3 separate regions of the Homo sapiens genome follow, and all the other regions are linked to region 2. The links are chromatin loops, found by intact Hi-C in ENCODE. Cell type or tissue: PC-3. All regions are shown on one strand. Region 1 overlaps PRKCA (protein kinase C alpha). Region 2 overlaps PRKCA (protein kinase C alpha). Region 3 overlaps PRKCA (protein kinase C alpha).

Evidence for each region. Peaks named below come from ENCODE experiments on the same cell type or tissue, not always from the same donor. Only the 100,000 strongest peaks of a DNase experiment are listed, where the experiment ranks them.
Region 1: it touches region 2 in a loop (2.0-fold over the local background); 4 of 110 quality-filtered maps call a loop at or near these places.
Region 3: a loop joins it to region 2, with 4 times the contacts of the local background. A loop is called at or near these places in 2 of 110 quality-filtered maps.

The regions. Positions count from the first base shown.
Region 1 is chr17:66,430,915-66,433,414 of GRCh38, forward strand. The region is part of intron 2 of PRKCA (protein kinase C alpha); the gene reads left to right. Among named protein-coding and RNA genes, the nearest start is that of PRKCA-AS1, 15 kb to the left of the region's middle. In PC-3, no CTCF peak of the experiment used is centred here; a DNase peak (open chromatin) is centred at 1,157; H3K4me3 peaks cover 841 bases; H3K27ac peaks cover 1,305 bases.
Region 2 is chr17:66,347,331-66,349,830 of GRCh38, forward strand. The region is part of intron 2 of PRKCA (protein kinase C alpha); the gene reads left to right. Among named protein-coding and RNA genes, the nearest start is that of PRKCA, 46 kb to the left of the region's middle. RefSeq lists an enhancer at 1,261-1,555. In PC-3, no CTCF peak of the experiment used is centred here; DNase peaks (open chromatin) are centred at 551 and 1,461; H3K4me3 peaks cover 1,687 bases; H3K27ac peaks cover 2,290 bases.
Region 3 is chr17:66,461,676-66,464,175 of GRCh38, forward strand. All of the region lies in intron 2 of PRKCA (protein kinase C alpha), which reads left to right. Among named protein-coding and RNA genes, the nearest start is that of PRKCA-AS1, 46 kb to the left of the region's middle. RefSeq lists a silencer at 1,376-1,670. In PC-3, no CTCF peak of the experiment used is centred here; a DNase peak (open chromatin) is centred at 1,436; H3K27ac peaks cover 1,363 bases.

The DNA.
Region 1 (2,500 bases), 84 kb after region 2:
AAAAGTCCCACTTACTGACTGGCAGAGGGCTTTCCAAGGAAATCACAGGCCCCAAGGAAAAGTGGAGTGTTAATTTGCTTCATGGGGTGAAACTGCTTTCTGAAAGCATGGTTTGGGCCTCCAGTTTGTAATAAAATCACAGCCAGCCCTTATTGTTCACACTGGAAAATTTATTCTTGTTTGTGTACCACTAATGACTAGCTTTCAGAATGCTTACTTTCTTCTCATAATTGTCCACTAATTTACTGTCCTTCTGATGGGAAGAATAACAATGTATTTGAAGTTCCTTGGGCTACTGGGTTTATTGTTTTTGATACTTTTAGATATTTCAAACATGGACCTTTTACGTGCTTTATGTTGCGCAATATTCATATTTATTAGGGCTATTTAATAGCGATGCAAATGAGTTCAGTGCAGCTGTGCCGGACAATAGTCATGGAAATGAATTCATCTTGTTGCTTTTTTCTTTTCTTGGGTCATTCTGATCTTTTCATACTTTTCTTAATGGAACAAGCACGTTTCTTCAGGAAAGGTGGCCTCATGTTTTCATTTGTCTGCAGGACAAATAATTTGAGTTTCATTTCTTCCTGTGGCTCATGATCCAAATTGGTCAGAATAAAGTTGGTTGCATCAGAAATATTGCAGAAGTTTAGTCTCTGCTCTCCAGAGGTTGGCTGAGAAAGCTTCACTCTGGGTAGCTGTCGCTTCCCCTCTGCGCTCCAGCAAAGTCCATGCTCATCAGTGACACACATGCCCTTCCCCTCCATTGTATTACTCTTAAATTCCTTCTGAAACTAAGAATTTAGCACTAAATGGAATTGATTCCTGAGTTGGACACATTAGTAGTTCAACCCTGGTTGCCAGCTCTGTCCCTCTTCCGCACATCATTTGCAGCTTTTAATCTTCACTGAAAGCCAATAATTAAGTATAGCAGAATTATGTCTGAAGCAAGGCCAAATTGGCACTGGGTAAACCTGAGGACCCGTCCCATGGAAAACCAGTAATAATTTCCCCCCGCATCCTAATTCTTTTTTCATTTCAAATCAGCATTTCCAAAGCACTTTCAAGACCGTTCCCTTTTTTTATCCTTAGGCTGAAACATGCCCTGAAAGGAAGGGGAGAATGTTTTAGTGACTCATATTCAAGAAAGAGAACATTGCCAAAAATTTGCAACAACAAGGTAAATTTATTACTCATGCAAGTAAGAAGCAGAGCTCTCTTCAGTGGCAGCTTTCCTCAGCAAAGCTGGGAGCCGATCTTGTTTAGGATCTTGGGAAGCGTGAAGTTCGAGGCTGGTCAGGCTTTGAGAGGTGGGAGTGAGAGGTCATTAGCAGGGTCCTTGGATGAGTGCCTTGTTGATCAGCTGTTGACAAAAGCATGGGGATGTCAGAAGCCCGTGTACTGGTTCTGAGCTGTCATTGATTCTTAAACTGGTAGTTTCTTGTTACCATGACTACAGATCATTCCCCCACCTTTACTTCCCCCAAGCACACTCTTCCTCCACATACGCTTTTTGATGTTTTCTCAGACAAAGCTTCAGGAGAGACCCTCAGGGAGAATCTTCCCTGTGGTGATTAATCTTCCTCCCTGATAATATTTTATTTTCAGGGGGTCTGATTTTCATTTGCATTAAATATGTGAGAAAACTACGGCTTAGGGAGGTCATGGGGCTTTTCTAAGTTCCTGTATTTGGCCAGTTGGAGAACCTAGGCCTTGTCACTTCTTGAGATCTTAAGAGTCTTGATGCCAGGGACTGGGCCTTATTCTTGTGAGTTTCTTTGGTATTTTGCATGTAGTAGGTCTGTAGTTGCTGTTTGTTGATTGAATAAGTGATACCACCAGTGCACTGAGCAGGTCAGATTTTGTTTCTAAGTCAGCACAGGACCCATCAGTACTGATAAAGCCCCAAAACCCCCACCTTTGCAGTCAGCCTATTGTGTATTTGGTTGGAGCAAAAGTAATTGTGGTTTTTGCTATTTTTTTAATGGGAAAAACTGCAATTACTTTTGTACCAACCTAAGACCTTTCAGTAAGTGAGAGGGCAGCTTGTGAAGCCAGGCTCTTTGTGAGGTGTGAGCTACTGAAGGTTAAGTGTCCAAAACTAGACTCTGATGTGTGCAGTTAGCCGGGGGGAAGGAGGTAGTTCAGAAAACCAGAAGGTGGCAGCTAGAATTAATAATCCCTGCCTCCTAGTTTGGATATACCCTCACTGCCTTTTTTTAAAAGCAAGAACTCTAGAGATTAAGTGTTCCAATAGCTGGGATGCTTTTGGAAGGCCGTGTATACCTCAGTGTATGTGTTCCCAGTAGTGTGTGCCCTGGAGGAAACCCCAGGGCCCAGAGCTTCCCTGCAGCCCCGGCCCCAGCTCTGGCCCCGGCCCTGGCCCTGGTCCTGGCCCTGGAGGCATCTTCTAATGAAATTACCTCCACTGAAGTTTCCTATAAACATAGTCAAGAGCAGCCTCTCTCCCTGCTGAGCTATTGCAGATCCCTCCCACTTC
Region 2 (2,500 bases):
TTTTGGTTGAAGTGTATGTCTAACACATATATGTAATTGAAAAAAGGAGGGAATATTTTAATAGCTTTTTCACGTAACTGGAGATATTCTTTGATACTTTTGATAGTGGTCGTTGGCAAGTAAGTTTCTCAAAGGTTGGTTGCAAGGTAGAGAATGAAACCGTGTCTGTGTTTCATATTGGTCCATCTTATGTGTTGAATGGCTCTTTTATGTGTTGGTGTGACCGCATTCTTTAGTTTGGAAAACACTATTTCATTGAGTTCTGCAGGTTCTTCTAAATGTTGACACATTTCATTATTCAACATCAAAAAAGTCACAATTATTAGTATCACCATCAGTCTCATCAAAGAGCCTTTAAGTATTATTAGGAAGCCGTCAAGCTGACGGTAGATGCACATTTTCTAAGATTGTGTTTTTCACTTGGAAAACTTTATTGTATTTCAAAAAAGTATCTGCCAAATATCCAAGTCTAAGCAACCATATTGTAGTTGTTCTTTTGAGTCAAAGTGGTGTTTCATGGAGAGAGTGGCTGCTCAGCTCAAGACAGCCCTCATCCCTGGAGTGTAGCCAAATGCTTTATGTGTCAGAATATTTACTCAGAATTCTGAACCTTTTTTTTTTTTTTTTTTTGAGACAAAGTCTTGCTCTGTGCCCAGGCTGGAGTGCAGTGGCCCAGTCTTAGCTCACTGCAACCTCCACCTCCTGGGTTCAAGCGATTCTACTGCCTCAGACTTATGAGTAGCTGGGATTACAGGCACACGCCACCACGCCCGGCTAATTTTTATAGTTTTAGTAGAGATGGGGTTTCACCATGTTTGCCAGGCTGGTCTCCAACTCCTGGCCTCATGTGATCCACCTGCCTTGGCCTCGTAAAGTGCTGTGATTATAGGTGTGAGCCACCATGCCTGGCCCAGAATCAATAATTGTTAATGCTTCATCGAGACTTTCTTAAATGAAACTGGCATAAAAGACAACAAAAAGCCCCTGGGATTTCATGGTGGGAAGAACATAATTCCTGCTAGTACCGCCTGGCACTGTCACCTTGACTCAGGCTAAGGTTCCTGCTGTCACACCACCATTGCTCTTGCACCATCAGTGCAAACGTCAACACAAGGAAAAAGGCAAATAGTGGCTCAGTATTATCATTAAAGTGGTTTGATCATGAGGACCCTTAAGGGTTTGTGGAGCATACTTTGAGGCACACTTTGATTTAAGAGGTTAGAAACATCACATTAAAATTCATACTAATAAAGTGAAATTGTGCCAATTGCCCAAAACAGTGCATCAATCCAAAACTCTTATTTGTCTTGGAGAAATGCATTCAAAACATAGTCAACACCACTATCTCATTTTGTCTCTGTGTTGTGTTAAGATGGGTTTGCATACTTTCAGCCTCTTAGAGCAGGCAGTTGGAACATTATCCAGCAGCAGGTTGAACAGCAGAGGGGGAGGGCAGCTGGAAGTTAGGCTAATCTAACAAATGAGTCATCCACATGTGGATAATGGAGTTGTAAAATTACTCTCAGCTTTAGTCAGCAGCAACCAAACTATACGGTTAAAAATTACAGGTCTCCAAAATAGAGACTTCCTGAGAACTTTTAGTATAGCATTTAACTGAGAATGTATCAAGGGTTTGGTTGAGGATTTTTTCATAAAACCTTTCTGTTCTGGAAGGCAAGTTTGTTATTAAGAGCTTCAGTAATTTCTCTTACGAAGTGTTCAAAATGCACCAGAACCTGAACACAATGTGAGCAGCTGAGTGTTCATCTTAGCTGCGTCCATCAAGTGAACGGTTTGCTCTCTTCCTGTCCATAATTTGAGAGTCAGCCTAATGGTGAGTGGACAGTCATCTAATAAAATATTTCATACCTGTGGCAGCAGGTATAAAGCAAATAGTTTATTTTTGCTTTCCATGTAAAGTTTGGCAGTAAAGTTTTTGTCTTGAGATTTTTGTTTTATAAGAGAAATTAAAATTCCTTCTGGGCTTTTGCTGTTCTCCCCTGAGGATGAATATGCTGCCTGCCTACCCTGCTACCCCCCGCATTTGGCAAGGTTGCACATGTCTTAGGGATGGAAAACCAGTAGCCAACACTAAACCAGGCCTGCTGTGTAGACCTGGCTTGGTGAGTATGGAGCTGTTCCGCAGTAGAGGTTTGCAAAGAAACCATCACACCCTTGTTTCCTCTCTCCTTCTGGCTTTTCATTTTTCTTCTGGCCTTTTGCATGGAAGAAATAAGTCATCCCTTTTGAACAGTTTGGGTATGGAGTGTTTGCCCATGCGGTAGACTCTGGCAGGACAGAGAGGGTTTTCCCGGGCCTTTAGTTGTCCAGGTCCTGTATTCTCACATCTCCTCTGGGCTGCTGACTGCGCACAAACACAAAATTCATTCCTCCAATAGAACAGTGTTTGGCCTGGCTCCCAAAAACTGCTCTCCTCACTTGCACGGCTTTGATTGAGTGTTAGGTGTCTCTTTGGCTGCCTCCAGTGTCTCTTATTTTT
Region 3 (2,500 bases), 110 kb after region 2:
TGTAATAGAAAAACAGTATTCACTGGGCACTTAGGTTTATATTATGATAGCAGATACTTGAGAACCTTCTTGGCATAGAGGCATTCTGTGGGTTTCATGGTGGCCCATGAGTTAATTGGCAGCTGGAGTGTGAAGTAATTGAAATAATTGACCCCTGAGATAATGGGTGTATAGGCACTGGGGTTCCTAACTATCGAGGAGGAGACTGGGGTTCCTAACTACCGAGGAGGAGACTGGGGTTCCTAACTACCGAGGAGGAGACTGGGGTTCCTAACTACCGAGCATGCTTCTATGGGATGTCATTGAGGTGTTTCCTGTTTCCGTGAACAGTGTCTAGTTTTTTCTTTTTTGACCCTCTATTTTCATCACTTCTAAGATGAGACCTTGGTTGTGGGCAGAGGGTGTGTGATATATTCTTTTAAACGTCGGGTCTGCTTCCCTCTGTTTGAACTCAAGTTGGACAGACAAATCCCTTCATGGATGGAAGCTGGCTGGTGCTCTGCGGTTTCTGAGATCAGTGCACAAGGCCAAACCCAGTTTGTCAATAACAGCTTCTTCCTCATTGTTTTATGTTTCTAATGAAACAGCTCCTATTTTGTAGTACACAAAGGGGAAATGTGAGGCTGGAAAGCAACATAGGATTCTTCATTCCAGACAGCAGCCAGTGGGCCCGCTCATGAAAAGTTGATGGTTGTGCTTAATGAGAGAAGAAAAAAGGCATCTAATAGCTAAAGTTTGCCTTAACATAATAATTACTTCCCATGTAGCAGTTCCATTTTTCTAATACTTGAATGTCTTATTGTATAAGAAAGCAAGGTACTTATTTATTTTTACAACCTTACATCTAGTTTCTGTGAACGTTTTCATTGTATAAATTTGTTTCTTTCTCAAAATAGATAAAAGACACCAACCATCTTTTTTAATCTACTGAAGCACATGAATAGTGCTTATGTCCATTTTAGGATACTTTTTTGTAAGCCATGATATAGGTCTTCCCCACCAATGGTGGCAGCTTCTTTAGAGGCAATTTACAAAAACACGAACACCCCTACCTCCCACCTATGGTTTTTGCTTTCTATAAAAATGTTGAATATGTCATAGCTAAGAGGAATGAAATGTCCTCCTGCAGAGAATAAGAATCTCTTATTAAAAGTAGCCCAGAAGTTTACTGTTGGTGCTTAGAAAATAATTGAAGGATGTGGAAGAAGAATTACAAAGACATGCACACACATGCACGTGCACACATGCAAACACACACACACACACACACACACACACACACACACACACATTTATGAGTCACTGACTGGCAATCATAATAAATTATTTCCCCAGAATCAATTGTAAGCCTGCAGACTCCAGAGAGGTTGGCTTACCCGGCCTGGAGCAGTGCTGGGTGGAGTTGTTTACTCTCCTGTGGCAGCCTTAGGGCTCTTGAGGTATATGTGCGCTCTTAGTCCTCTGTTATCTTCTGTCACCGGGAGACAGGCAACATGTGCACCAGAAACTGCTGCCATGCCTGTCGCCCTGTATAATGTGCAGTTTTTGCTGACTTTTCTCTGAAACCGTAAGAAAAGATCTAGTGACTAGCTGAGTCACTTGAACTATGTGAGTTAAGTCACTTGAACTACACGAGTTAACTGAGCAAACTTGCAGCTACCCAGGAATTTGATTTTGTATGGTGAAATTCTTAGCCTTGATTCTGTGTTTTTTTTTTTTTAAATTTTTTTATTTTTTTGAGACGAAGTTTTGCTCTGTCGCCCAAGCTGGAGTGCAGTGGCATGATCTCGGCTCACTGCAACCTCCGCCTCCCAAGCTCAAGCGATTCTCCTGCCTCAGCCTCCCAAGTAGCTGAGATTACAGGCATGTGCCACCATGCCCAGCTAATTTTTTGTATTTTTAGTAGAGATGGGGTTTCACCATGTTAGCCAGGTTGGTCTCGATCTCCTGACCTCATGATCTGCCTGCCTTGGCCTCCCAAAGTGCTGGGATTGCAGGCATGAGCCACTGTGCCCAGCTAGTTTGTTTGTTTTGTTTTTTTAATTTATTTTTTAGAGCAGTTTTAGGTTCCCAGCAAAACTGAGCAGAAGATACAGAGATTTCCCATGTACCTCATTTCTCTGTGCCTGCACAGCATCCCCACTGTCATCATCCCTCACCAGAGTGGTCCATTCATTGCAGTTGATTAAGCTGCATTGACATTATTATCACCCAAAGTCCACAGTTTATGGAAGAGTTCATTCTTGGTGTATCTTCTGTGAGTTGTGACAAATGTATCATCATATACAGCTACTATTCTAGTATCATGCAAGGTATATTTTCACTGCCCTAAAGATCTTCTATGCTCCACCAATAGAAGATCCCTTTTTCTTCCAACCCTTAGCATCCATTGATCCTTCTATTGTCTCCATGGTTTTGCCTTTTTCAGGATGTCATGTATTTGGAATCCTGCAGCATGTAACCTTTTCAGATTGGCTTCTTACACTTAGCAATATGCATT